Regions from separate parts of the Mus musculus genome. Here all the other regions are linked to region 5. Evidence: chromatin loops called from intact Hi-C (ENCODE). Cell type or tissue: heart. All regions are shown on one strand. Region 1 has its middle 11 kb from the start of Gm41125. Region 2 overlaps Ankrd28 (ankyrin repeat domain 28). Region 3 holds the start of Gm41125 (a long non-coding RNA gene). Region 4 overlaps LOC102640059 (a long non-coding RNA gene). Region 5 overlaps Btd (biotinidase). Region 6 has its middle 8.5 kb from the start of Dph3. Region 7 overlaps Ankrd28 (ankyrin repeat domain 28).

Region 1 (4,000 bases), 300 kb after region 5:
GCCTAGGAGCATGTGAGCAGGCTTCATGTCTCTTCCTCCCTTTCCCTGTCTCTCATTTTCTGAATGTGTGTGTGTTTCAACAGAAGGGGGGGAGGGGGAGGGGGAGTGGGGAGGGGAGGGGAAGGAGGAGGAGGAGGAGGAGGAGAAGGAGAGGAAGAGGAGGAAGGAGGAGGAGGAAGGGGGAGGAGAGGAAGAAGAAGAAGAGGAAGAAGGAGAAGGAGAAGGAGAAGGAGAAGGAGAAGGAGAAGGAGAAGGAGAAGGAGAAGGAGAAGGAGAAGAAATCACCTAGTAGTTTCTATAAACAAGTAGGAGAAGTAAACCAGGTATATAGAGAGTGTGGGCTTGCAACCCCTACTCAAGAGAGTTCAAGGCCAACCAAAGCAGTTTCCCAGACTCTGGCTCAAAATGAGAAGAAGTGAGCTGGCAGTGTGGCTCAGTGGTGCATGTTCAAGGCCCCATGCTCAATTTTGGAAGAAAAGAAGAAGAAATGGGCTGAAGAATACATGGTGTCTCACAGTCAGTGCTAACAGAGGTGAAAGGATTTCCTCGTGGTAAATGCGAGAGTGATTATGTACTTTCCCTTCGTAAGCGGACAGTATTTCAAGTTTGTTCACCTTTATCCTGATAAAAGGGAGGTCAGTCAAAGACATCTAAAAGACAAAGGCTTGCCCTTTCAAAGCAAGGTTATGTTGCAACGGAGTGGGAGGCCTTTAAAGAAACTCAAGCTTTGGGGAGAGGATGTGGAAAGCAGGTAGGTGATCTGAGGCTGAGGCTGAGGCTGAGGCTGAGGCTGAGGCTGAGGCTGAGGCTGAGGCTGAGGCTGAGGCTGATGTAAAACCCAGAGCCTGTGGTTTCCAAAGCTGGAGATTCTGACTTTATGTCACCGTTAGCTTCATCTGTTACCTTGACACAAACATAATAGTCACTTGGCAAGAGGGAAACTCAACTGACAGATCGCCTCCATTAGATTGGCCCATGATGCATTCTCTTAATTACTAATTGATGTAAGAGGGCCCAGCCCATGGTGACATCCCTAGGTGGGCCTGGGCTACCATGAACTAGAGGCAAGTCAGTAAACAATGTTTATTCCTCCATGGTTTCTGCTTCAAGGTCCTTAGTGGGCTGTAACCTATAAGTGGAATAAGCCCCCCCCCCCAAGTTGGTTTTGCTCAGTGTTTTATCACAACATAGAAACCAAAGTAGGGCACCTTGTGAGAATCTTCTAAAATAAACTGACTTGTCTCCAGTATGAAAAGATAAAGCCTTCTAATTATTTTACAGAAACAGCTAGTTGGCAGCAGGAGTCATGGCAGCTGTTAGCTGACTCCCAAGTAAGGCAGTCGCGTGTGGGTGAATAGCACAGGCCAGGAACTTGTAGTCCTCCTCCAAGTGCTGAGATGCTAAGTGTTGCCGGGAAGAGTCTGGTGTAAGTGTGTCCTCCAGAGGTGCAGCTGCTGGGAGCTTAGCACTCAGCGTGCTGATATCTCTTGGAGGCAGAACCTTCAAGAAGTGGTGCCTAGGCCATCAAGATGGTTCAGCTGGCAAAGGTGCCTGATGTCCAGCCTGTGTGGCGTGGAAAGAGAACTACTCACAGAAACTGTCTTCTGAGCTACACACACACATTACACACATGTACACACACACACTCATACATGCACACACACACACAAACACACACACATATACACACATTACACACATGTCCACACACACACATACACCACACACACTCATACATGCACACACACTCACACACATTTATACACACAAACACACACATATATACACATTACACACACACATACACACATACATACCACAGACACAAAATAAAATATATAAAAATAAAATATATAAATAAACATAAAGGATGGATAGTTAAATATTTTTATTGATAACATCCTTTAAAATTTGGTAATATTAGCTTAGGGACAATCTTAAATGCATCTGTGACACAAAATCCTTTTCTTATCAGATCCAACCACATTTGGACATTTGGATTTTAGCCTCCCCTACCCCTTCCCCTCAAGTCTTATGTTCAGAATTCCGGTGCAGTCACCATGCGTTTTGACAGGTCCCTGAATTCCTAACCTCTGCGTGCGCACGTGCACACACACACACACACACACACACACACACACACACACATAGCCTGGCTTGCCCTTCAGAGCTCAATTTGGGCCCTTTCTCCTGATGAGAGAGAGCAAGACACCTGGGCTGTGTGCATTTTCTACATATGCCTGTTAGATGTTGTTCCCGGGATTTTGTAGTCACCTACCATTTAATTATCTATGACCCTTGAGGGTCCTGCTTTATCTTCTGGCTTTATTTTTAAAATAACTTTTTTTTTTGACATGGGTCTCACTATGTAGCTCAGGCTGTCCAGCCATCACCGGCTGCCATTCTCAGTTTCACATCCAGAGAGCCGCATTTGACTTTGCCCTGCGACTCTGTGATGTGTTATTTGTGCAGTGGCCACCAGAGGGCAACAGAAGAACAGAGTCTAGTCAATTCTATCCCTCTAGAACTGTAGGCTGTGGATTGCAAGATTATTTTAGGTCTGAAAGGGAAGTCTACTGGTCACATGAGCCTCAGTTTCAGACAATGATTTTAAGCAAACCCTTCCAAGAAAGCACGATGGTATTCAACATTTTAATAAATTGAAACATTTGAATATTTTGAATTTAGAATTCAAGTTGAAAAGTTTGGGTTCTGCCTCCAGCTCTCTCTATTACCCAGCGTGTCTGATCTCAGATAAGACTTCGAATCTGAAAAGTGTTAGTTTCCAAATCTGACAAATGGGTGGCATGATGTCCTTTGTCTCCTGGGAGTGCTTTGAGAACTGTAGGCAGTGGAGCACACAAACAGCCAGAAAATGAAAAATGCCCAGGGAACTGCAAAAGCTAGATCCGAATCAGAGAGCTAAATAACAACAGCCCCACCCCCGTGTCCTAGCTTGAGAGCAAGCTGAAAGCTGGTGTAGCCCTCTTGGTCGGTGGGCATGAACGTATGGCAGTGCCAGGGAGGTGGTGACAGGGGATCCATGGGCCTTGATAGCCAAACAGCCTAGTCTACTTTGTGAGCAGAAGGCCAGTGGGAGACCCTGTCTCAAAACACAAGGTGGAGAGTTCAAGGCCAGCCTGGTGTATGCCGCAAGTTCTAGGGCAGCCAAAGGTTCATAGTGAGATTCTGTCTCAAAAGAGAGAGAGAGAGTATGTGTATGCTCACACAGAGAGAGAGAGAGAGAGGGAGAGAGAGAGAGAGAGAATAACTGAGGAACGACACTTGAGGTTGACCTCTGGTCTTCATACATGCTCACACATGAGTAAATGCACTTGTATGCACAGAAACATACACATGCACATGGACACACACAATAAAAAGTCCTTCAAATTACCCAGAAGCACAGAAATGCACTGTATTTTGAGAGCCTTTTGTACGATGTGAGACCCACTGAGGACACGGTCACATCCCAGGCCAGGAGAGGCATCCGTTCACTGACTCTATCACCAATGCTGTCGGGTGGATGTGGATTTAGTGTTGTCTGCGGCCTGTGAGGGCTTGAGGGGGGTGGGTTTTTGTTGTTCTTGCTAAGTCTGCTCAGTTTGCACAGGTTCTGTATGTGTATAATACAAGCAGGTCCAGAATATGTTTTTCAATATTTGTTTATTAAAACAATACGTGGATATGACTGGACACCGGAGAGTGATCATATGAACTTGGATCTTGTTTGTTGTAAATGGCCCCTGGGAAATTTCCAGGTAGAGGAGATGCTGCAGGCAGGCGGATGAGCTGTCAGGCAGTACACCTGAGAGGACCAGGAGGGAGAGGAACGAAGACTGTCTCAAGCCACCATGCCCAGTTTTTAAATATAGATGCTCACACTCACATGACCAGCACCATAGCAGCTAAATTATCTTTCCAGACTAATTTAAAGGGCTTTAAAGGGAATATGGATAATAATTTTATCTTATATTCTTCATCTTTATCTCAGCTCACC
Region 2 (4,000 bases), 130 kb after region 5:
CATGACTTGGAGAAATCTTGAATAGTGTAAGGTGATCATGGTAATTCTATTCTACCTAGTAAGTGACTCATTTGGGAAATGACATGCTCTGAGCCAGCTTGCTCTGTCACATGCAAAGGAAAGTCATCTGTAGTGTTTCTAGGAAAGTCTCTCTTTTTTTAACCTAAAAAGGGAGAGATAGAGGGAAATGTCCCCTCCTACTGGACAACAGCATATTTGATAATGATGTTGTGAAATGTGCTGAGTATCTTATGGCTGGAGTTATCCTAGAGTCCATACTAAGTCTGACTGAGAGAAAAGCAGAAAGGAGAAAGTGAGCCACTTCCTATGGTCACAGCAGTAACTAAAGCACTCAACCTTTTACAGCATAGTATTTCAATTACTGCTACTGTGATAAGACCCTTTACTATTTAATCCAGCTTCTACTTTAAATATAAAGTATTTTCAGTTTAAAATAGCCCTAATATTAAAGAACAAATAATATCCTATTATAAATAAAAGGGCCATTAAAATATAACAATTAACCTTATATTGTCTTAAAAGCGTTTAGGTATGCCTGTGATGCTGGATATTAGGAATATGTCAAGAAAACAATAAAAATTCCAGAATGATTGTTGGCTAAGAATGAACTTGTCATAGACTCTAATAAGATATCTTCTTTGTTTTTAAGAAGTTTGAAACAAGCTATAATTAATGGAATTAACAGTTATAAGCATGGCTTTTTATAAGGTTATTAAAGCCATAAAAATGTATTAAAAAGACTTCACATCACAAACACACCAGAAAAATACTTTCGTTCTTTTAACCATAAATTTGTTATGTAGAACTACAGCATTATTTGATAAAAGGAACTAAAGAATAAGAAAAATGTCCTAAACTATCTGAGTCATTACTTGAATTTTAAAATAGTGTTCAGTATGTCTCCACCCTGTTACAGCTCAAAAAGACATGAATCATTTTCTTTAGTATTTTCCAAATGATACTTTAGGACGGAAGTGATATATACAGTTTCAATTTGTGTGTGGAATAACTAGCATACACATAAGCTACGACCTTTCTGTACTAAAGGAAATTCTTTGGGTATTTTGTGTAATTATTGCTTTAAAAAGCAAACACCGGGTAACCATAGCAACTTGTTTTTGAATTGCAAACTGTTCTTCTCAACTTTTGCAGTACAGTAACGTGATACTACATTTACCCAGGTATTTTCAAATCACAGAAAACAGCATGAATTGTAAATAATCCTTCTTTAGCCTTTTTAAAGAATTTAATGTTTATGTGTGAGACTTGCATGTATGTGTATACCATGTGAGTGCCTGTTGCTCATGGAAGCCAGAAAAAGGACATGGGGTCCCCTGGAAATGGAGTCACGGGCAGCTGTGAGCTGTCATGTGGATGATTGGCACTTAACCCAGCTCTGCTGTAAGCGTGCTAAGTCTCTGACTCAATGAGCCATCTCTTCAGTGTTTAGTTGTTTTTAGCAGGCAGAATTTAGCCTGTTTAGAATAACCTCAACTCAGCTGGGTATTATGGTACATGTCTATTATCCCACTCAAGAGGCAGAAGCAGGAAGAAAATGAACAAGGCCAGCCTGGGCTACACAGCAAGACAGCAGAACAAAACACAACAACAACAAAAGCTAGTAACAAAAGTGAGATTTGAGAGTAACACTATATTAAGGAAATAAAAGACCCTCTAATTCAAACTGGCTTCAAGTAGCTTGGCTTACTTTCAACCTACTTCTTAAGACATGAAGAAATAAATTTACTTTTCAAATATAGTAGTAGTATGTGTGTATTAGAACAGTTTTCCCTTTCATTTCCTTTACTTTTGGCATATTAGGTATTTTCTAAAAGACTCTACTTGCTGTTTAACCTTATTAAAATTTTTTTGTTTATATTCTAATAAAGGCAGATTTTTTCAAAGTGTTCATTCAGATTCTGAATAAGTTCTTATGCATAACTCTTCAATCTGTACTACCCTAAAAAGGGCATTTTTACCTTCTGATGTTAAAACAGAAAACTCACTGTTTTCCTAAGCTCATGCTTCTCAAGGTCTTCTCTATTGTTGGCTATTGCTTCTTTCCCATTCAGTGTTATCTCCAGAATACCTGCTTGTGTGTTGAGAGGAAAGATGGGCAAAGACAGCATTCTTTTAGTCCTTCCCTTTGGTCTGCAAATGTTACCAATATACTTGCCTATATCATATGCCATCTAATTGGGTGATCTTTCTATTTCTTGTTGTTCTACCTGTCAAATATCACTACTGAGCTCATCTGGATATTTGTCTCAGAGCCAGTAGATGGCTCAGTGGGTAAAGACTTGATAGCAAGCCTGACAACCTAAGCTTGATCCCTGAACCCATGTGGTGGATGGAGAGGACCAACGCCCACAAGTTTTCTTTGACCTCTATGAGGTGTAACACACACACACACACACACGCACGCACGCACGCACGCGCGCAAAAGCAAAACAACTTCCATTACTACCCTGTCTTAAGTTTCGAATATGCCAACTTGTTGCACTTAAAATATGCCATGACAGTTCTGCCTTTGTATATGTGCCATCCTGTTAGCTAGAATGCTTCCTGGCAACCTCTCTATCCATAGAATATAAAGTAGGACTATATAAAATAAGGTAGGAAATTAGATAGTGGCTAAGATATGAAGGACCGTGAGTGCCATATTATAGCAAAAACATTTTAATCTGCAAAATGATGAAATACGTATTTAAAACAAAGTTGCAAAGTAGAAATCAAATTTATACATTAAAAAACCTCACTGTGAACATAAAAGGTAACCTAAAACCAAGCAGCCCCTATAGCCGAGATAACCAGCAGTAAACTACTGCAGAACTCTAACAGAAACCATAAGACAGTGAAAGATGTAAACTACAACAATTTTTCTAGAGGAAAAAACAAACATACAAAAACCTGCTGACAGCTATTAACAGCAATGAATACGCCTTGTAAACTTTTTGGGTAGCATTTCTACTTGCTAAAATGTTGACATAAGTGAAAAATATGAAGCTCATAAAACATGCATAGGAAGATCTTATGGAACATCAGTTAGAATATGAAAACCACCTTAATGCAGAATAAAAAAGTTATTTAAGATATAACATGCCACAAAATACACATGTATCTGATACTTAAAATCCCCTCTGCCCCTGCAGTGCTGGAGACTGAACTCCAAGAGCCTTACAAAGGCTAAGCAAGTACTCTATCCACTGAGTTATATATTTGCTCCTTTGTAGGGATTTCTAAAAACACAGCGCAATACTTATGTTACATGGAATAAAACAGAGAGTGAGGGAAAGAGAAAGGGAGGGAGGGAGGGAGGATGTCTTAGTTACTACACAGAAAGTTTGAGTGTTAGGGATTGAACTCAGGTCTTTCACATGTTAGGTAAGTGTTCTAACACTGAGCTAGACTCCCAAGCCCAGGAGAAGGTAGGGGTGTGTGTGTGTGTGTGTGTGTGTTGTTATTGTTGTTGTTGTTTTTATTTTGGCTTGTGATGTTTTTAAAAAGCAACAACAGACCAACTAAGCCATAGCAAGATTATGGCTTATTTATTCTCATCTTCACAGCTCACATATTTCAGAGTAACCATATTCCTGAGAGCCATGACTCTCATTTTTCTGAACTGAAATATCATCCTATAATTAAGAAAAGTAAGGCCCAGAAAGGTTAACTGACAATAGCACCCATTACCAAAACTTGAAGACTGCATATATTGAGACTCACTGCTAAAAAGTAAACCTGTAAGCCAAAGCCCTTTATCTTTGTTATGGCGACACTCTAAACAAGTGCTTCCCAGCCTGTGGGTAGCAACCCCTTTCAGGTCAAGTGACCATTTTGTAGGGGATGCATGTCAGAAATCCTGCATATCAGATATTTACGCTATAATTTATAACACTAGCAAAATGATAGTTATGAAGTAGCAATGAAATCATTTTATGGTTGGAGGTCACTATGACATGAGGAACTGTACTAAAGGATG
Region 3 (4,000 bases), 290 kb after region 5:
CATTATCGACTCACCTGGCTGTAGACATATCTTCCTCTGAGCTCTGATTATTTATTTAAACCAGATTGCGGTCTCCAGGCTACAGATAGGACTTGTTGAGGCTTCAAAATCAAAGGTGCTGCTCCAGTCTACACAGCTTTGGACTCATCACCCAGGATACTTTGCTGTCCTGGGATCAAGCACCTGAAGCTGTCCTGAGGTAAGTACTCATGCAGAGCTGTGGCGGGGAATACAGGGATTTCGTTATCTCCACCGTAGCCGTGTATCTTCCATATCCTCCACAGGCTTCATTCTTCATGTGAGCTTCAGGAGTCGGATTTACCTGATTCTCCCCTTAGTGATGCTTTCTGTGACAAAGTCACAAATATTTCCAAGTGTTGCTGTAGACTGAGACGGCCAGAGTCATCCCATGGTCACCTGCTGGAGGCAATCTGCTGCTGTCACTTGACAAGAGTGTGTGAATCAGACATGGGTGAGCATGGTGGCACTTAGCGCTCGATGTGGATGGGGGTGGGGTGGGGTGGGAGTGGGGTGTCCATCTGGCTCAGCCAGCCTGTGAAGGAGGCTAACACATGCAGGGCAAAGCAGGTTTGACGTTTCTGGAAGAACATGAATCCGAAAACTCTTAGACAGGGGACGGCAGCCACCACCAGTACTTTCTGGAAACCTCCTTGGTGGGCTTGTTTCTCCTACTGCTGCTAACTTTTCCCTGTTTTTCTCTTCTATAATAGACGAAAACCAAGGGTCACATATTGGATTCTTAGTATGTGTTAGAAACAGCAGGGTGCAGAAGAGAGCTTGGACAAGCTTATGAGAGCCAAATGTTCATTTCCAGGAAATTCTGCAAGGCTGTTGTGAAACACAGCCATTATTAAAATTAAATTACGTTAATCTAATGAAGCTATGTTAAAACAGAGGTAGTGAGTCTTCCAGCTCACCACAGTCTAAGCAATCCAGTGCGTTCCCTGTGGTGTTCTGGGAGTTGTTTCTTCCTACTGTATCTTCTTCACTCAGAAGCATCATAAAACAACTCAACACTGTGCATCTCTTTGTCATGTTAGTTGTTGGAAATTAGCGGGGGGGGGGGGGTGCAGACAGTGCTTACCCCACAGCGATCAGTAATGTGCACAAACCAAGGCTTGATTCATTATTTTCCTTATTGTTTTGATGTAGGAGAATGGCCAGGTAAATGTTAACAATATAGACTAAATCTTAAAATGTTTTAGATCTACAGAAGATCTACTATGAATAGCATAGAAATCTAAGAAATTGTTTTTTCAGTATTTGAAACTATAACTTGATTCAGCAAAGACATTGTAGTGGTTAGTCAAGTTTGGTGTCACCTGTCTGGAATCCCAGAGCTCGAGAGGCTGAGGCAGAAGGATCAGGAGTCTGAGGCTAGTCTGGACGACTTAATGAAATTGTGTCACCACCTAGGAAGTAGTGGGTTTTCTAATGAGTGAGGTCCTGGCACTCATTTTCTTTTTACTTTTTTTTCTTGTTAATGTGAGCAAGCAAAATATCAAACAGCGTCTTCAGGCACACGTCACAGTTTTGTTCATTGGTCAGTGGAGACTATATAGGATGAGGAATTGAATAAAATCAATGGCATTTTATGAGAATTAATCAGCTAAATGGAATTTATGACAATAGATACTTTATGTCTCATTATTTATAGATTGTGTTCTAAAGCCTTTTAGGATAATATATAGAATATGAAGACTTCCCCCCACCCACCTCGCCCCTTACCACCGGCAGCACTCAGGAGAGCAGGCGCTGCACCTTGCCTGGGCAGCAGGGTAGAGCTGGCCCTGGTGGAGGGGGCATCCGTGAACCAGCTGGAGGGCAAGAGCGCTGGTGAGATGGCCCCACCACTCATTTGCTGTGAGGTGGTGTGGGGGTGGGGGTGGGGGTGGGGGTTGATGTCCTCCCTGCCTTGCCTTTCACCACCTGTGGCAGTTAGCAGAGCATGAGCTAGCTCCACCCACTCTCTGGCTGTAGTACTCTCCCGGAGAACAAGCCCTGAACCTCACCTGAACAACACAGTGGAACTGTCCCTGATGGTGAAGGCACTGGTGAGCTAGCCTCAAGGATGTGAGGGCAGGAGAGCTGGCTCTTCACAGACTGCAGTACTTGGAAGAGTGGGCCCCCCATTTTGACTGGGAAGCACAGTAGAACTGGCTCTGGAGGCATGGGGGGGGCGGGGCCCACCCCACCCAAAGGACATGGGAGCAGGAGAGCTGACCCTGCCTCCTGCTGACACACTGTGACACACTACAGCTTCCACAATGAGATGTTTTCTAAGCTTTGTTTGTTTGTTTGTATGTATGTATTTTAGTGGGGAGGTTGCAAGGTCCAAGAGTGGATATGAAGCATTGGGTGCCCTAGCTGGAGCAGTGTTAGAGAGCTCCCCCTGGTGCTGCAGAAAAGGGAGAGCCAGTGGGCTGAGTAGCCTACCTGCCATCCAGGCCCGGATACAGACTCTGAGTTGGCCCAACCCCAAGTCTACATCATCTGCAAATGGTTGGGGTACATGAAAGGCTGGTCCTGCTGATCCAAAGCTGCAGATCTTCATTACACAGGACAACAGGATGACTGGGAGGAATCCCAGTGAGGTTTCAGTATTGATGGCGTCACAGAAGCCAGAGATTTTGAACCAGACCAATGACGTGAACATTTGCAAGTGAGAATGTGTGGAGAGAGGGGTATACTGTGGACACACTGTGACACACTACAGCTTCCACAATGAGATGTTTTCTAAGCTTTGTTTGTTTGTTTGTATGTTTCTTATTTTAGTGGGGAGGTTGCAAGGTCCAAGAGTGGATATGAAGCGATGGGGAGGTGAGTGGGACTGGGGTTCGTGATGTAAAACTCATAAAGAATCAATAAGTTATAAAAAGAATATGAATATTGATATTTTCATATAAATACTTATATATTTACTATAACTTACATACAGGTTATGTTAAAATAACATAGTAAGTAGTCAATTTAACTGTAAATGTTTCAAACCTTATTTTTAATGATGGTTCTTAAATACTTTAACTCCCCTTTTAGCCTACCACCCACCAAAGATAGTGAAAAGAAAAGATATGGGAGAAGTGGACCTGTTTAGAAAGATTCTTTGGAGCAACTTCTGTCTATGTCGTCTGGAAATTGGCAGTTCAGTTCACAGGTTAGCAGTGGCAGCTCAATCCACTCACAAACACTTTGTGGATACACCAGCAGTCTAGTTTGGTAGAGTCGGGTTAGCAACAGTGGTGACACGACCTAACCGAGACAGCCAGGCCTCAGTCTCTGCACGAGTCAGCAAGAGGAACCAGCAGGCACGCCAGGAGTTCTCGGCTGTGCCTCTCTCAGCAAAGTGAAGATCAGTGAAGACTGGAAGCCTTGAGACCCATAAGCACTGCACAGCTAGCTCTCTCTACAAGCAAGCCAAGCTCAGCATCAGCCACTGACTGTCAAGTCCTACTTATACCCTCCAAACATCACATGGCCTCCATGGGCCTCAGCATGTGCATCTGTCTCAGATGACATCACTCTGCCAATCAATCGAAGTTCACAGAAGTGTCAAGAAACTGCAGCACACCACCAGAAGTTTTTTTGGTGCTGTTTCTCCCTATGCAGTCCCGACAAATACAACTCGACTATGCAAGGTAAGGCAGACCAATACATTCATGTTGTTAGCAAAGACTCCTTCATCACGTGTCCTCTCAAGTGCTTGCTTTAGCAGAACATCCTCTCGTCTATGTCTTCTTCAGCAAAACGTTCCTTCACGAGTCTGCCTTAGCCCTTCACACCTGTGTCCATTTTAACAAAACATTCCTTCATGTGTTTGCCCCAGCAAAGCACAATCCAACACAAATGGCTTTCCAAAGAACCCTTAAAGTTTCCACTTCAAGTCAAAACTCATATTTTTGTGGACTGAGGCCATTGTAGTTATTGTATCATTTTCTTTGCTATAAATATATCCCCCCTCTTTATCTTACCTTCCAAAATT
Region 4 (4,000 bases), 270 kb after region 5:
CTCCAGAAACACTAGGGAGGAAGATAGGCCAGATACTGCCTTTCTTACGATTAGTTTCTATGGGGGAGAATGATAATAAAGCAATGAATACCAAGAAGACACCAGCTACGATTTCCCCCATCTCTAGTACTCAGAAATGCATTCTGAGGAGCAGTCTAGATCAGCAGTTCTCAAACTGTGGGTCGTGACCCCTGGTGGGGGGTGTCAAACCATATCTTCACAGGGGTTGCATATCAGATATCCGGTGTATCTGATATTCACATTTTGATTCATAACACTAGCAAAATTACAGTTATGAAGTAACAGTAAAAATAACTATGGATGGCGGTGTTAGGAAGGATGAGAACCACTGCTCTAGATGGATTGGTGGGAGTATGTCCTCTGCAAAGAGGTCACATACACTGACTCCAAGTGACAGAACACTTTAAGGAAGCAAAGACATGCAAATGTGTCCCAGTGCAGGGAGAGATGTGAGATTTGTGTTGTCTTTCGACTTATTTTTCTATGTCTCTTTCTGGGTCCCTGTGACAAGAAGAAAATGTCTACTTTATTTACCAACACATGCACAGTGCCCACACGCAGCTCCTGCTTGGCACACAAATGCTCAATATCTATTAATGAATAACAAAGGGCCCTTGACCTACCATTCCTTTTTCCCCAAGGGCAGAGCAGGTCGGTCCTGCGGGTATGGGCTGTGCCCATCATGTGGGAGAATGGAGAGAGTAGGAAGCTGGTTTCCTCATAGAGCCTGGCAATGGCAGGCTTAGGAATCTAGGACTGCCTGCCTGAGGCCACGCCTCTGCCCGAGGCCACGCCTCTGCCCGAGGCCACGCCTCTGCCCGAGGCCACGCCTCTGCCCGCCCTTGTACAGCTTCATGTTGAGGCTGCTTGTTTTCTGAGCTGACAGGAATCTGAGGCAGACTTGGTTGAATTCACCTGCAATCTTCTGAAAGTGTGACCAGGGTCTTAGCTACAAAGTAAGTTCTGGGTAAAAGGAAGCTTCTGATTGAGAGTTCAAATGCCCCTAAAGCCAAGACAGGTAAGAAAGCCCTTGGCTGCCTCCTGCGGTACAAGGATGGGAAGAGCTAGCTGATGTTCTGTTCTGGGGTAGCTGGATCTTTAACCAAATGACCACCATCATATCTGCGTTAAAAAAAAAAAAGCCAGCCACACCTTTATGCCTAGCACCCTGGAGGAAGAGGCAGGTGGATCTCTAGGAGCTGAAGGCTAAGCTTGGTCTACATAGTGAATTCCCAGACAACCAGAGAGCTATACAGGGAGACCTGCCTCAAAAAAGTGCTCCCCCCAAAAAACCCAAACACACACACACCAACTGCTGGTTTTAGGCAGGTTTGAAATATTTGAGGGCTCATTTCTTGCCATGTGTCTTACTTACATTTATGCCTTACATCTGTTTTGTAAAGTCCCAAGATATTTCAAGTCTTAAGGCCCTGTACTGGTATCTCAAGTTCTACCCGTATGGATTCAATGTGGCATGTTTTGCTCTTTCTCCAAATGTTTGAAGTGGGTTTGTCTCATTTACCTAATGCAATGTAACAAGTGACCTCAAAACTTTGAGGCTTAAAATAACAGTGGGTTGTTTCTGACCGGGTGGATCTTCTGCCTTAAGCTAGGGCGGTAAGGATCTGAAGTCTCCTGGAAGCCTGACCCGGGTCTGGGCTGGGGTTGGAACGGCTGGAATGCGGATGTTTTAGGAACTGGATGGACCTTGACTAGGAGTTGAATCAGGACTGTCTGCTGTGGACCTTGGTTCTTCTCTTCGTGGCAACTGCATGTGGCTTCCTGTATCGCCTCACAGCCTAGTGGCTGGCTTCCAAGAAGGACTATGCCAACAGTAAGCATTCCAAGATGGAGGAAGTGGAAGCTGCCAGAGCCATTAAGGGTCAGCTTGGAAACTGGCCAAGTATCACTTCCTCTGTATTTTATTAGTGAAAGCGCTGAGGAGCTGGCCTGCAGTTCGTGTAGGAGAGACCTGCAGAACAGCCTCTCCGAGGAATGTGTCCATCTGGGTCATTCAAATCGTAGTTGAGGATGTTTAAAAATAGCTGTTCTTTTGTTATCTCAGATAAACGAAACGTGAAATAAATAACCACGTGGCCCAGCAATCTCTCTTCTGGGTAAAGGGGTCGAAAGAAAGGCCTTGAAGATGCGTCTGCATACCCATGTTTATAGCTATGTTATTCACCATGGCCAAAAGGTGTAATGGGCCTCTTTTCCATTGGTGGGTGCATGGCTAAACAAAATATGATGCTGTCTTCATTCTTTTGGCCTACTATAACAAAATATCAGTGACTGGGTGGCTTATAAGCAAGAGAAGTTTGTTTCTTAATGTGATGGAGACAAGGCAATCTAAGATCTAAGTACAGGTAGATTTAGTTTCTGGTAAGAGCTCTCTTTGACTTTTCTCGTTACAGAATTTTTACACGGTGGCAAGTGTGAGCAATCTCTGTGTGGTATATTTCAATTCTACACTTGTCCCTTGTGATCCATCACCTCCCAAAGTCTCTGCCTCCTAATATTACTAGGATTTGTAATATTGGGTGCTAGGATTTCAGCATATAAATGTGTGGAGGAGACAAATGGTCAGACCACTGTAGACCTGTGTATACAGGGGCATATTGTTTATCCTTAAAATGAAGTGAAATTTGTAATGTGGATGAGACTGGAATGGACCTATGTTAGGTAAAAATAAGCTAAGGGGAAAGAAAAGAACATTGTGTGAGTCTCTTGATGGGCGGGCGGGGCTTAGAGCAGCCAAATCAGCAGACAGAAAGGACAGAGGTTACTAAGGGCTGGAGGAGAAGGGAATGGAAGTGACTGCTTTGGGTGTAGTTTCATTTGAGGACATAGATAAAAAATATTGTAACTGATTAATCTGCTGAACTGTACACTTAAAATACTTCAATGGTGAGTGAATTCATTATACATTTCTTATAAATGTACACAATAAAAACATTGTTCTGAATTATGTGTGAATATGACATTTTGATGTCACCTTTTTTTCCAGTATATTATAGCCATGTCAGCACTGACTTGTGTTATAGCACTAACTCCCTGTGCTGTTAAAAGGCTGTGGGCCAGAAGTGAGGGTACCTCACTTGGAAGCCTGTCATCTTGCAGACTCTCAGGCTCACTACATGTACTGTATCAGACCCTACAGCTTATTCAGAAGCCTGGATGCTGATGTACTTGCTCATGTGTGAGAAACACAGAATTACTTAGGCTTAGTGCTATGCTTTGTTTGTGGACACTCAAGTAAACAAATACATACTAGTTGTATTTTCCATTTTTCATTTTGGGATCATTTAACATTACTTAAACCCTTAAATATTTTCATTGGACTTTGAGATGTTCCTGGTCCTTGACACTGTGCCAGGAATGTCTGGGGAATGCCATTAGTAAGTCCTGGACACAGTCGCATCCTCTCTGGTCCTAACGCCTGTTTCTCCTCTCTATGGCTGTATTTCTTCCCATCAGCCCTCTGGTTTCCACTGGACTTCTTCCCTTTAAGGAGACTGCGAGGGAAGACTGAGACAATCGTGGCTGGAGCACGCCTTAAAGCAGACCTGATTTTTCCATAGGACACCTTGACCCAGTTCACAGGTGAGGGAGGCCAGGCCTTGTTCTTTCAGTGACTGAGTGATAGAGTTAACTGTTAAGCCTCCATTTCTTTCTTTATTATTATTTATTTATTTATTTATTTATTTATTTATTTATTGGTTTTTCGAGACAGGATTTCTCTGTATAGCCCTGGCTGTCCTGGAACTCACTTTCTAGACCAGGCTGGCCTCGAACTCAGAAATCTGCCTCCTGCCTCTGCCTCCTGAGTGCTGGGATTAAAGGCGTGCGCCACCACACCCGGTTTAAACCTCCATTTTAAACCACAACAATTTCCAGGAGTTTACCATGAATGCTGGAAACCACACATGTTAGTCTGTAGTTTAGTAGATTTTCTTTTCTTTTCTTTTCTTTTCTTTTT
Region 5 (4,000 bases):
GGGAGTGATCTCTTTGTACGGGTCACAGGGTGTTTGAGCTCATTTCCAAATTGTTATTTGGTCATCCTCGGTTTGCTTATTCAGTCAACCTTTCCTCCATTTTTTGCGTATGGCATAGAAAGACTGTGTAGGCTTTTTCAGAGACAGATGTGGGTGAAATCCTGCCTGTGGCATAAGTCCCTCTCTAGTTAAAGGGTAATCTCTCCAACCAAGGAACTAGAGTGCCCGCCTCAGCTCTGTAGTAATGCTAAGCAGTGCAGAGGGTAACACTTTCCTGGGGGAGACCAAACCCTCCCTTCCAGCCTTAGCCCCAGTACCCTTGGCATGCCCCGGGTCTGGAGGACCTGAGCCCTCACGCTTGGTAAAGCAGCAGGATTTGGGAGGACTGGCCACATGCCCATCCCGCTGAGATTCTAGGAAGCACAGGACAGTGGGACTTGTACTGGGATGTGGCTGCAGTTGTAGCTGAGCCGGGACCTATACTACAGAGAAAGAAGGTGCCCACATAATTCCTGACTTAACCACATCAGACCAGGCAGAAATGCTAGTGCCTCGCAGGCTGAGGTGCAGGTACCACGTGCTACTCGAAGCTCTATACTACTGACCAGTTAAATAGGCCTGGGCAGGGCAGGGTGGGGGAAGGAGGTGGGGGGATGGAGCTGCCATTTCTATCACACTCTGTTCTCTGACTGAACACCAACAGCCTCTCTCAAGGTGGTGTGCCTGTGCCCAAACAATGCCACAAACAATGTCACATGTCTCCTCTTCCTGATCAGGGTCCCTGAGTGTCTGTCGCCTCTGGCTGAATGAACATAGCTAGCTACCTTTCCAATATGTCCCCGTCAGCTTTGCAGTGGAGAAGGGGCCTTTGCATGTGGCCTGTCGGCCTCTTGCTTCCATGTTGGTTGTTCTGTCTCTTCCACACCCCCTGCCATCGCTCTGGTAGTGAAGGACATCGTGTGGATATGAGGGACAGGAGGTGACGTTGGCCCTGTCACCCACTGCCTGCTTCTGCATCTTCATTCCTCGCTTCCGAGGATCAGCAGGCAGGAGCACGGGTGTCTGACGAGAGCAGGCGCTTGGTTCTACCCGACAGACCTAGAGAGCTTGCGTCCATTGTTCACGTAGGGATTGGTGCCCAACATGCATTTAAAAGGAAAGGTCGGCCTTGGTGTTGTCTGTCTTCTGAGTTCATCTTCCCAGACCAGGTCAGCAGGGGGCTCTAAGCCCACTGTGTTGTTCTTTTAGAGGGTGGTCCTTATGACTCCAATTTTAATTAGCTCAACAGGAAAATGAAGGGGAAATTTATAACACACTCCCAAAACAATTCCCTATTGAGGGTCACTTCAAATAATTTTATTTAAAATGAATTCTCAGAATATTGCCCAGGTTGGTCTTGAATGAGATTATCCTCTTGGGCAGCCTCCTGATGGCTGGGCTCATATAACACTCTTCCTGGCATTTGGTGGATTCGATGATGGCTCTTGGGAGCTGTGAGCTTTACAGAAGAGGAAACTACCTGGAGATGCCGCCCTGTGGGCTCTCCTCACGGCTCAGCCACGGTTGTGTTTTCCTGTGAACTCTGATGTGGCGTGAAAAGTGCATTATGCTTTGTAGAATAAGGCTGGGTGACTTCTCAGAGAATTCAGTATACTCTGCTGCCCTGTTTTGTTTGTTTTAAGTCGGTGACTGGAGGGAAAGCTGTAGCATTGGTTATCTAAGGTGTTCCTGGTCTGGCTAAGGTGAGCACCAAGTCTGTTAACCAGCTGCCTTTATTTCACATCTGTGGCTGCTAAGACAACCTGACCCAAAGTAACATGGGGCAGGAAGCGGTGTGTCTGGCTTACAGTTCCAGGTCGCAGTTCGTTATAGCCGACAGGTAAGGCAGGAGCGTCAGTCACACCCACCATCTAAAGCTGAGAGAGAAGGGTGACTGCTCCTGGCTCCTCCTGTCTTAGTCTCTGCCCATCCATTAGCCGCACACACACATACCTGCAGGCCAGCCCAGGTAATCCCTCAGTGACCTCTCTTCCTAGGAGACGCTAGGTGTGTCCCACCACATCAGCCAAATGTTGCCAAACTGTTGGCAGGAAGTTCTCATCACTGAAAACACTTTGAAATCTATTCACATCCTATCAGGGCCTAAGGAAAAGCATCTGAGAAATAAAGGTGATGCTTTTGAGTTCTGGCCTAGGAAGAATGAATCTTAAAACAGCCAAATGTTTCAGTATTTTCATTATTAAGTAGATGGGCAAGATATTAGAAGTGGAAAGAGAAGGGGAAAACCAAAACCCATTGCTACTGCCCGAGTCTGTCGCCCACTGGTGTTATTCTCAGTTTGTCCACCAGGTGGAAGTCACACCTGCAAAATCAGTCAGCTGGGTGTTTCCCTCCATACATTGGTACACACAAAGACCCTCCTTACCTTAAACTTAAACCCTGTGGCACCACAGGAAGATACTTAAAGTAGTGAGCCTGGACCTAGAGCCCTGCACATGCTGCCCAGTGCTGTACCATGGAGCTACACCCTTAGTCCGGGAGATTTTATTCTATTTAAATTGTGAAGGCATTCCCCATTTGAGAGAGAGAGAGAGAGAGAGAGAGAAAGAGAGAGAGAGAGAGAGAGAGAGAGAGAGAGAGAGAGAGAGAGAGAGAGAGAGAAAGACAACATTTAGGTTAACATGTCGCAATTGTTGGATATCTTGTTTAGTTTAAGATACATTGTTCTAGTTAGTAAAGCAGAACTTGGCCCCCGTCCAAGCACAGTGCAGTTATTTCTGCCTGTCATTGTTAAAGGGAAAAGGTGAAGCCACAGTTTACAGATGTACCTGGGAGGACTGGACCCTTTATGTTCCTTGTGGGTTCAGCCATGAATTGCTACCAACACTGGTTGTCACATTGTGTTTATTTACACAGGACCTTTTCAGATGGCTTGCAGACTGTCATCCAGATAACTCAACAATGGCTGTCTCACAGTAGAAAGGGCAAGAATCAGGTCGTCATCCAGCCCATGAGGGTGGCTGTCTCTGCAGTCCCAGTCTGAGGCTGGGTTCCTAGAGGATTCCTGGACTGTTGCTGGTTTTCAGTCTACACTGTCCTGAAGAAGATGGATTTAACTCCATCAGCAACAGGACAGGTGAACCAGCCAGTGAGAGTGAGGGCCTCAGGGAAACGGCAAAGTTTCCGTCTTCCACATCCCTGTATGTGAGCTGCCATCAGGAGGTGGGACCCAGATACAGGGCAGATCTTCCAGCTTCAACACTAAGAGAATCCCTCCAAGGAAGGAGTGTCTAGGAGTGTCTAGCAGCTTGGGTTTTAGTTGATTCCAGATGTAGTCAAGTTGACAACCCAAATTAGTCATAACAAGTCCACCCCTTGTCAACGTGACACGCGATGACATCTCTTTCTGTCATGGTTCATTTCCAAATTCAAACAGTGACCAGGTCATAGCTCTGCCTAACACTTGTAATGAGATGTGGCTGGAGGGCTTCAGGCCAGTGACTTGACACAGTGACTTGAGGGTCTTCCTGCAGTCCCACTGGCCACCGCTTCCCACCTGCCTCCCGTGCTCCAGCCACACTGCTTCTCTGGCTGTTTCTCCTGCCTCAGGCCCTCGGCATGGATGCTCCTCTTCCCCCTCCTGGTCCCATGGTCAGGTCTCTGCATGGCCTCACCGGCCTCACCTTCACTCTCACCCCCCTTCCCCACACTGTTGGAATGATCCCCACTCCCAGTGCCTGGCTCTCTTACATGGATCCATGGATAGCTCTGTATCCATGGCCTCCTGTGCGCCGTGGAGGAGCTCCAAGAGACCCTGTTTGCTCATGGCTGCATTCCAGACATGTGCCTGGGTCTGGCTCAGTTGGCTAGTATATGGATGTCTGCGGTGAGTATCTTCCTAGAAGAGGGGTAGCTTGGAGGCAGACCCTGTCTCAGAGCAGAGCACACCCACAGAAGGCAGATACTGTGTTTCTACAGCTGGTATTGGCCCAGGTTCCGC
Region 6 (4,000 bases), 420 kb after region 5:
GGTCTTAGAGAGTTTTGCCCTGTGTGTTTGAGTAGAGCACACACCCGACACCGTGTGTGATGGAGAAGCTTGTTCACCTCATTGCAGGCAGGAAACAGAGAAAGAGGGTTCTAGCAAAGGGCCAGGGCAGGGTGTAGCTTCCACTATCCCCACTTCTGCTGTACCTGCTCTTCACGACTTTCCCATCGCGCATCAAGGGACAACTCCGTTAATCAGGTCGAGCTCTCAGAATTTATTGTCTGATCACTAACCCCTCTGAACCTGACACTTGGGGAGCATTTCATACTCAAATCATAACAGATCTCTTCTCTAAAGCACACCAAGATGTGTGACAGTGAGAGCACCGACCACCCCAGGTCAGTGGAGCCTTCATCCCCTTGAGTAAAAGGACACACAGACCCCAGTGAGCACAACAGATGGAAATGGGGGCTGTCTGCACTTGCAGCAAGGGCATGTTTTTAAGTGCTTCCCTCCACCAGGCTAGAATTCATCCTAAGGCATTTGTGGCCAGTCACCTCTGCACATAGGAGGTATCCTTGGGTGCTGACAGCTGGCATCATCTCTTCTGCGAGGCCGTGACTGCAGCATAGCTTCTCCGGTGCCCATCAGGCACCTACCTTGTAATCAGGTCTCCTACTTTGCAATGAGATGATGAATGGCAAATTACTGGATTCCAAAACAACACACAGAGGCTCCCCTCTGTGTGTGCATGTATGTGTGTGTATTTGCGTGTGTGTGAGTGTGTGAGGATGCAAATGTGTGAATTTGTGTGTATGTGCCTTTATGTGTGAGTGTGTATGTGTGCAAATATGTGAATTTGTGTGTATGTGCCTTTATGTGTGAGTGTGCATGTGTGTGAATCTGTGTATGTGTGTGAATTTGTGTGGATATATGTATTTGTGTGTGAGAATGTGTGTGAATTTGTGTGAGTCTTTATGTGTGACTCTGTGTGTGTGTGTGAATCTCTGTGTATGTATGTGCATTTTGTGTGAGTATGCATATGTATGTGTGAGTTTGTGTGCTTGTATGTGTTTATGTCTGAGTGTGCATCTGTGTGTGAATGTGTGTGTGTGTGTGTGCAGTGGCAGGGCAGGACAGAACTCCCTGAACCCCTTGAGTGTAGGGGTGTCAGCATTAATAACACAGTTTCTCCTAGTGCCTATTACTGTGTTCCACATAGTAGAGCTTGTATTGGCAGCCTCCTCTCTGTGGTGAACACCTGAAACAATTGAGAAGAAGGGGAGATCTCCTTTGGCTCATGGGTTCCCAGGGTTTGGTCTGTGCTCGTCTGACTCTTGTTTCTGGGCCTGTGGTTAAGGCAGAGAATCACGGCAGGAGCCGAGCTGATCTGCTTGTGGCAGCCAGGAAACTGGGAGGGGAAGAACCAGGTCCTCTTTAAGGCCACGCTCTAGTGTTCTTCCTCTAACCACACTCCACCTCCCAAGGTTTCCACAGCCTCCCAGGGAGAGAAAGGCCCCTGCAGCCACAGCAGCTGCCACAAGTCACAGTCTGTGTGAATGTCTACTTGACTATGGAGGAACTGACTTCTTAACATCATTTGAGTGGTAAAAGCCACATGGTTCTTAGGGTCGCCATGTTGGGCAGTGCCAGTTTATAACAGAGTAGCCCTGATAGCCTTTGGGACATTGAGACATAAACATTGGGAGATATCACTGAAGCCAGTAGTAACTACAGGGCTGTTTGCTCCAGGCCTCAGGATGAAGGTCCAGAGAATGTCAGTTGACCAGAGATTCGCATTAAGTAAACTGCCTCTTGGGAATAAGAACACATGGGCCCAAAGATATTTTTTGGGTGTGCAGGTCTTGCTGAAGCTGACCTGGCCTTGAGCAGATCACACAGGAGTCCAGTGGAGCTCTGGCTCCACCTACAGGCCGCAGTGAGATTGCATACACTTCATTTTCTCTCCCCTACCTCAGAACATGGCCCAAGAATGGAAATCCGTTGGAAATAGCCTACTCAAAGTCACATCAGAACAGAGCAGAGAAAGATTTAAACAATCATTTCTTCAACTCCCTTATTACTGTTTCACAGTAGAGAAACCAAGGCTAATTGAGGTGACCGCTATCTCTTTGGCCTCTCTGCCCCTGGCACTGACCTGCTGAGCACACAGATGGGCTAAGAGCACGTGGGCAACAAGAAAAACAGGAACCATCTGGTCAAGGTCAGGCCTTCCTTCTGCCTCCTTATGACCACATGGTAATTCCTTTAAAATGCTGATGAGTAAGGTGAGAGAGTTGGCGAGAGGACGGGACAGCCATCCACTAACATCCACAGAGAACGGGACAGCCATTGATAGGGGACAGCCATTGATAGCATCCACAGAGAATGGGGCAGCCATTGATAGCATCCACAGAGAATGGGACAGCCTTTCCTTAACGATCCACACATACCTTTCAGGTTTTCGTCTAAAAATATCATTCCTGCTTTGGTTTTTAAGATTTCTGTGATATAATTCTAGTTTTTGAAAACTCTCCTCTGAGGGAAAAAGTAAATAGTGAAATCCTGTCAGGAAAATAGTAAAATAAAAAGCTGTAAATGAGCCGGGCGTGGTGGCGCACACCTTCAATCCCAGCACTTGGGAGGCAGAAGTAGGCAGATTTCTGAGTTTGAGGCCAGCCTGGTCTACAGAGTGAATTCCAGGACAGCCAGGGCTATACAGAGAATACAGAGAAACCCCGTCTCGGAAAAAAAAAAAAAAAAAAAAAGGAAAAAAAAAAAAAGCAAGCTGTAAATGGTGGCCTTTAATCCCAGCACCCAGGAGGCATTGGAATGCAGATCTGTGAGTTCCAGGCTAGCCAGGGCTATACAGTGAGGCCTTGTCTCAAGAGAAAACCCCAAATTCCTCCCCCTATTCCCACACTCCCCACACCCCACTCCCATGTATATTAGGATTAGCTCTTATAAACAGCAACAAAATGTTTTCTGCTTATTGATTGACTGGATACCATTTATCCATTTGGGGGTAACTAATAACATTTGATACTTTACCAAACAGAAAGGTCTCCTTCATGTCCAACTTAATTAATGTTTGCTGTCTCCAACCCCACAACTCAGCGTGGAGAACACTTAGCCAAGGTCCTGACAGCACCCCATTCCACTTCAAGGGAGATGATGAGCATCAATAACCTCCATATAGAGTTGCTCCAATTGTGGCAAGCTAGCCACTGCGGGGAAATGTCCCAATTTTATCTGCAGACAGAATGCTGTCCAAAAAGCACAAAGAGACATAGGATAGTCGATTGCTAAGCTCTGCCAAGTCAGAGTAAGCTAGTCCTTCATAATTCCTGCTTCATTTAAGGCCTGTCAGATGTTCTGGGATGAAAGGCTGAAGATAGATGCTCCAATGTCATAAAAAAAAAATGTAGGACTGTTCAAGCCTTAAGCTATCTATGTTACTTCTATGATTTTTAGAAGCTGAGTCCCTGTGCTTCCTGCATACTCAAATAATATTTATTCATTCTCGAATCTCTGGTGGGGTTGAAGACTAGATAGTTATAGTCTCACAATTAAACTTAAGGTGTTCTGGATTTTTAAACACATTTTTAAAAAAGATTTATTTATTATATGTAAGTACACTGTAGCTGTCTTTAGACAAGGGAATCAGGTCTTGTTACAGATGGTTGTGAGTCACCATGTGGTTGCTGGGATTTGAACTCAGGACCTTTGGAAAAGCAGTCAGTGCTCTTAACCACTGAGCCATCTCTCCAGCCCCAGGTGTTCTGGATTTTAATAGATGGTTTTAAGATGGTAATACAAGTTAAAATCAAAGATGATTTAGTACAGAATTGTAAACTCATTAAGTTAGGATAGATGATAAAATACTTTATCTGTATTGCCAAATATAATGTTCTGGATGCTATAAATGTATACCATGCTTTATAATTTTCATAATTGTTATAATTGTATTCAATTTATATCTTAGAGAAAAGGAGCCTTTTATTGGACTAGAAAAGGGAATTGTTGAGGTTTGGTCTTCTGC
Region 7 (4,000 bases), 71 kb after region 5:
ATCCTAAAACAAAAAGAATATACCTTCTTCTCAGCACCTCATGGTACCTTCTCTAAAACTGCCTATATAATCAGTCACAAAACAGGTCTTAACCGATACAAGAAGATTGAAATAATCCCATGCATCCTATCAGATCATCACAGACTAAGCTGGTCTTCAATAACAATAAAAACAATGGAAAGCACTCATACACGTGGAAGCTGAACAACACTCTACTCAATGGTGCTGGCTCACCTGGAGGTCAGCATGAAGACGAATGCAAATTCATCTATTGTTATCTCTTTGTACAAAGCTCAAGTCCAAGAGGATTAAAGACCCCCACATAAAACCAGATACATTGAAAATAATAGAAGAGAAAGTTGGGAAAAGCCTTGAACGCATGGGCACAGGGGAAAATTTCCTGAACAGAATACCAATGGCTTATGTTCTAAGATCAACAATTGACAAATGGAACCTCATACAATTGCAAAGCTTCTGTAAGACAAAGAACACTTGTCAATAGGACAAACCAGCAAGTAACAGATTGGGAAAAGATCTTTACCAACCCTATAACTGATAGAGGGCTAATATCCAATATATACAAAGAACTCAAGAAGTTAGACTCCAGAGGACCAAATAACCCTATTAAAAATGGGGTACAGATCTAAACAAAGAATTCTCTGAGGAATACCAAATGGCCAGGAAGAACCTAAAGAAATGTTCAACATCCTTAGTCATCAGGGAAATGCAAATCAAAACAACCCTGAGATTCCACCTCATTCCAGTCAGAATGACTAAGATCAAAAACTCAAGTGATAGCAGATGCTGGTGAGGATGTGGGGAAAGAGAAACACTCCTCCATTGCTGGTGGGATTGCAAGCTTGTACAACCACTCTGGAAATAAGTTTGGCAGTTCCTCTGAAAATTGGACATAGTGCTACCTGAGGACCTAGCTCTATCATTCCTGGGCATATACCCAAAAGATGTTCCAACATGTAATAAGGACACATGTTCACTATGTTCATAGCAGCCTAATTTATAATAGCCAGAAGCTGGAAAGAACCCAGCTGTCCCTTAACAGAGGAATGGATACAGAAAATGTGGTACATTTACACAATGGAGTACTACTCAGCTATTAAAAACAATGAATTTATGAAATTTTTAAGCAAATAGATAGAGCTGGAGGATATCATCCTGAGTGAGGTAAACTAATCACAAAAGTACACACATGATATGCACTCACTGATAAGTGGATATTAGCCCACCCAGAAGCTCAGAATACCCAAAATATAATTCACAAACCACATCACACTCAAGAAGGAGGACTAAAGTGTAGATACTTCAATTCTTCTTAGAAGGGGGAACAAAATACCCATGAAAGGAGTTACAGAGACAAATTGTATAGCAGAGACTGAGGGCAAGACTATCCAGAGACTTCCCCACCTGGGGATCCATCACATATACAATCACTAAACCCAGAAACTACTGTAGATGCCAACAAGTGCTTGCTGACAGGAGCCTGATATAGCTGTCTCCTGAGAGGCTCTGCCAGATCCTGACAAATACAGAGGCGGATGCTCAAAGCCAACCAAACCATTGGACTGAGCATGGGATCCCCAGTGAAGGAGGTTAGAGAAAGATCTGAAGGAGCTGATGTGGTTTGCAACCCCATAGTAAGAACAACAATATCAACCAACCATACCCCCTATAGCTCCCAGGGACCAAATGTCCAACCAAAGAGTACACATGAAGTGACCCACGGCTTCAGCTGCATATGTAGCAGAGGATGGCCTTGTCGGACATCAAGGGGAGGACAGGCCCTTGGTCCTGTGAAGCTTCGATGCCCCATTGTAGGGGAATGCTAGGGCAGGGAAGTGGGAGTGGGTGAGCACCCTCACAGAAGCAGGGGGAGGGAGAATGGGTAGGGAGTTTCAGGAGGAGAAACTGGGAAAGGGGATAACATTTGAAATGTAAATAAATAAAATATCCAATAAAAAAAATAACACTCCTTCGCTCACGTGGTACTTACTTGCCGTCTGTGTCAGATGTAGCTGCATAGTGCAGGGGTGTGCAGCCTCTCTCATCAAGGTCATTCACACTTGCTCCTGATCCCACAAGAGCAAACAGGCACTGGTAATTGCAGTTGGCAGCAGCATAGTGCAGTGGAGATCTTTTGTGACCAAATTAACAGAAGAAAGATAAGTCAGGAACAAACATTTGTAAAGAGACCATAGCTAACTCTTACTCCACACATTTAGTTCCCAAGTCAATTACAACTCCTATTATATTCTGCTTAGAAACATAAAAACTTTCATTTTAATAAAGCTTGCCTTATATTAACAAAAATGCCCCACAGTCCATGTCTTGAGTGATAAAAGCAAAGAGTAAAACAGAAGCATAGAAGAGTTGCTATATCAAATCCACACAGGCCTCAACAGTAATTCCAGTTTCTGGAGCAAAAATGGAGACACCCTCTTATAGACTTATTTCCTATTCAGAAGAGCTAGTGTACTGGTTTAATCTCTGAAAACTGAATAGTCACAACTAATTTCTCATTAATTACTAGAATTACACAGAATGCTATTAAACATATGAGTAACTATTTTAGGATGATAAAAATAAGATGATTTTGTGACCTCATTAAATGAAAAACAAAAATTATAGTAAGTTTATTCAGAGCTCCTTACAGTGCACTTCTTCTCATCTAATACACTGACTTAGGAAAATTATAGCAAAACATTATTTTATCTTACTGGATAATACTATAGAGTTTTTAATTTGCTTGTTTGAGAGAGGGCCTCATGTACTATGCAGCCCTGGCTGACCTAGAACTTACACAGATCTTCCTCCCAAATGTGGAAATGTGCCAGGATGCAGAACTATTACAGAGACTTAAAAATGCAGCTAACCCTGGAAATAAAGCTTTTAAGCTCACAATAAGAATATCAAAACTCTCTATGCTATTTTTGCATGGAATGTGCAAATAATTACAAATAAAAATTAGCTATGAAACTTCATTTTGTAGGTCGTTTGTTCCTTTTATTAGTCCATGTGAACCCAGTCTATCCCTCAGCATTGTATAGTCAAGCAGCATTTAGCTTTCTTCTCTTCGTTTCTTACTTCCTACTACACACAAGCCCTTTTCTTTTCCCTTTGCGCTGGTACTATCATATACACCAATATGTACCCACACATCTCCTTCTGATTCACACCCTCCCCAGAACACCGTCTGATATACACAGTTCTTACCGCCTGATACACAGTGCTTAGACTGTCATCTACATCTTTCAAACAACTGCATTTGCTTCTTTTCTGAATGGTTTTAATGTATCTTGTATGTTGGTTCATGGTATAAGTAGGAACAGTTAACAGAAGCTTCAACTGCTATTACTATAAATGCTAGTAGCAGTAAGGCTAGACAATGAGAGTTTGTCCTTTTATAGCTGCTCTCCTCCAGAATGTACTCAGTGGGTCATATGGATGTGAGTAAGAAGAGAAGGGGGGGGGGAAAATCACACATATATTTGCAACCTATTTTTGCCTTTCAGAAGTGGGAAGAAGGATCTCTCACAAAAAAAAAAAAAATGACTTGGAAAAGCTTTAGGTACTCTTGAGCTTTTTGAAGGTACTTTGGTACAGTGAAGTTTTAAATTTCCATGCTATAATTATGGGAAAAGGACAATTATTATCATCAAGAAAAACAGGGAGAGAGCTGGAGAGATGGCTCAGCAGTTCAGAGCACTGGCTTCTCTTCCAGAGGGCCCGGGTTCAATGCTCAGCACCCACATGAGGAGGTCACAATGATGTGGAACTCCAGGTTCAAGGGTTTGGTATCTTCTTTTGGTCCCATGAGTACTGTGCACGTATGGTACACAGGCATACAAGTAGGCAGAACACCTATACAGATAAAAAAATCTATAATTTAAGAAATAATGATTTAAGAAAAGGACAGAGAGAGCCTAGGATTGTAGGGAGAACACAACCAAAAGACTGGGGTTGAGACTGGGGTTAGAACCCACTG

Evidence for each region. Peaks named below come from ENCODE experiments on the same cell type or tissue, not always from the same donor. Only the 100,000 strongest peaks of a DNase experiment are listed, where the experiment ranks them.
Region 1: it touches region 5 in a loop (3-fold over the local background); 21 of 42 quality-filtered maps call a loop at or near these places.
Region 2: it touches region 5 in a loop (6-fold over the local background); 33 of 42 quality-filtered maps call a loop at or near these places.
Region 3: a loop joins it to region 5, with 4 times the contacts of the local background. A loop is called at or near these places in 30 of 42 quality-filtered maps.
Region 4: a loop joins it to region 5, with 3 times the contacts of the local background. A loop is called at or near these places in 23 of 42 quality-filtered maps.
Region 6: a loop joins it to region 5, with 7 times the contacts of the local background. A loop is called at or near these places in 36 of 42 quality-filtered maps.
Region 7: a loop joins it to region 5, with 2.4 times the contacts of the local background. A loop is called at or near these places in 4 of 42 quality-filtered maps.

What each region holds. Positions count from the first base shown.
Region 1 is chr14:31,952,632-31,956,631 of GRCm38, forward strand. No RefSeq gene overlaps it. Among named protein-coding and RNA genes, the nearest start is that of Gm41125, 11 kb to the left of the region's middle. In heart, a CTCF peak has its summit at 2,481 (motif pointing right); a DNase peak (open chromatin) is centred at 2,470; H3K27ac peaks cover 344 bases.
Region 2 is chr14:31,785,707-31,789,706 of GRCm38, forward strand. All of the region lies in intron 1 of Ankrd28 (ankyrin repeat domain 28), which reads right to left. Among named protein-coding and RNA genes, the nearest start is that of Ankrd28, 43 kb to the right of the region's middle. In heart, a CTCF peak has its summit at 196; no DNase peak of the experiment used is centred here.
Region 3 is chr14:31,940,336-31,944,335 of GRCm38, forward strand. It overlaps Gm41125 (a long non-coding RNA gene), which reads left to right and starts at 3,227. Exons shown (of 2, transcript XR_874501.1): 1 at 3,227-3,656. It overlaps LOC102640059 (a long non-coding RNA gene), which reads left to right. Exons shown (of 5, transcript XR_874500.3): 3 at 65-199; 4 at 285-472; 5 at 2,339-2,766. In heart, a CTCF peak has its summit at 2,423 (motif pointing left); a DNase peak (open chromatin) is centred at 2,416.
Region 4 is chr14:31,928,733-31,932,732 of GRCm38, forward strand. It overlaps LOC102640059 (a long non-coding RNA gene), which reads left to right. Exons shown (of 5, transcript XR_874500.3): 1 at 1-1,855; 2 at 3,499-3,624. Among named protein-coding and RNA genes, the nearest start is that of Gm41125, 13 kb to the right of the region's middle. In heart, no CTCF peak of the experiment used is centred here; a DNase peak (open chromatin) is centred at 1,939; H3K27ac peaks cover 596 bases.
Region 5 is chr14:31,654,673-31,658,672 of GRCm38, forward strand. The region is part of intron 1 of Btd (biotinidase); the gene reads left to right. Among named protein-coding and RNA genes, the nearest start is that of Btd, 16 kb to the left of the region's middle. In heart, a CTCF peak has its summit at 2,343 (motif pointing right); DNase peaks (open chromatin) are centred at 1,919, 2,379 and 3,719; H3K27ac peaks cover 1,881 bases.
Region 6 is chr14:32,075,223-32,079,222 of GRCm38, forward strand. No RefSeq gene overlaps it. Among named protein-coding and RNA genes, the nearest start is that of Dph3, 8.5 kb to the right of the region's middle. In heart, a CTCF peak has its summit at 1,890 (motif pointing left); a DNase peak (open chromatin) is centred at 1,829.
Region 7 is chr14:31,725,627-31,729,626 of GRCm38, forward strand. Ankrd28 (ankyrin repeat domain 28) reads right to left here. Exons shown (of 28, transcript NM_001024604.2): 14 at 2,009-2,149. Among named protein-coding and RNA genes, the nearest start is that of Btd, 87 kb to the left of the region's middle. In heart, no CTCF peak of the experiment used is centred here; no DNase peak of the experiment used is centred here.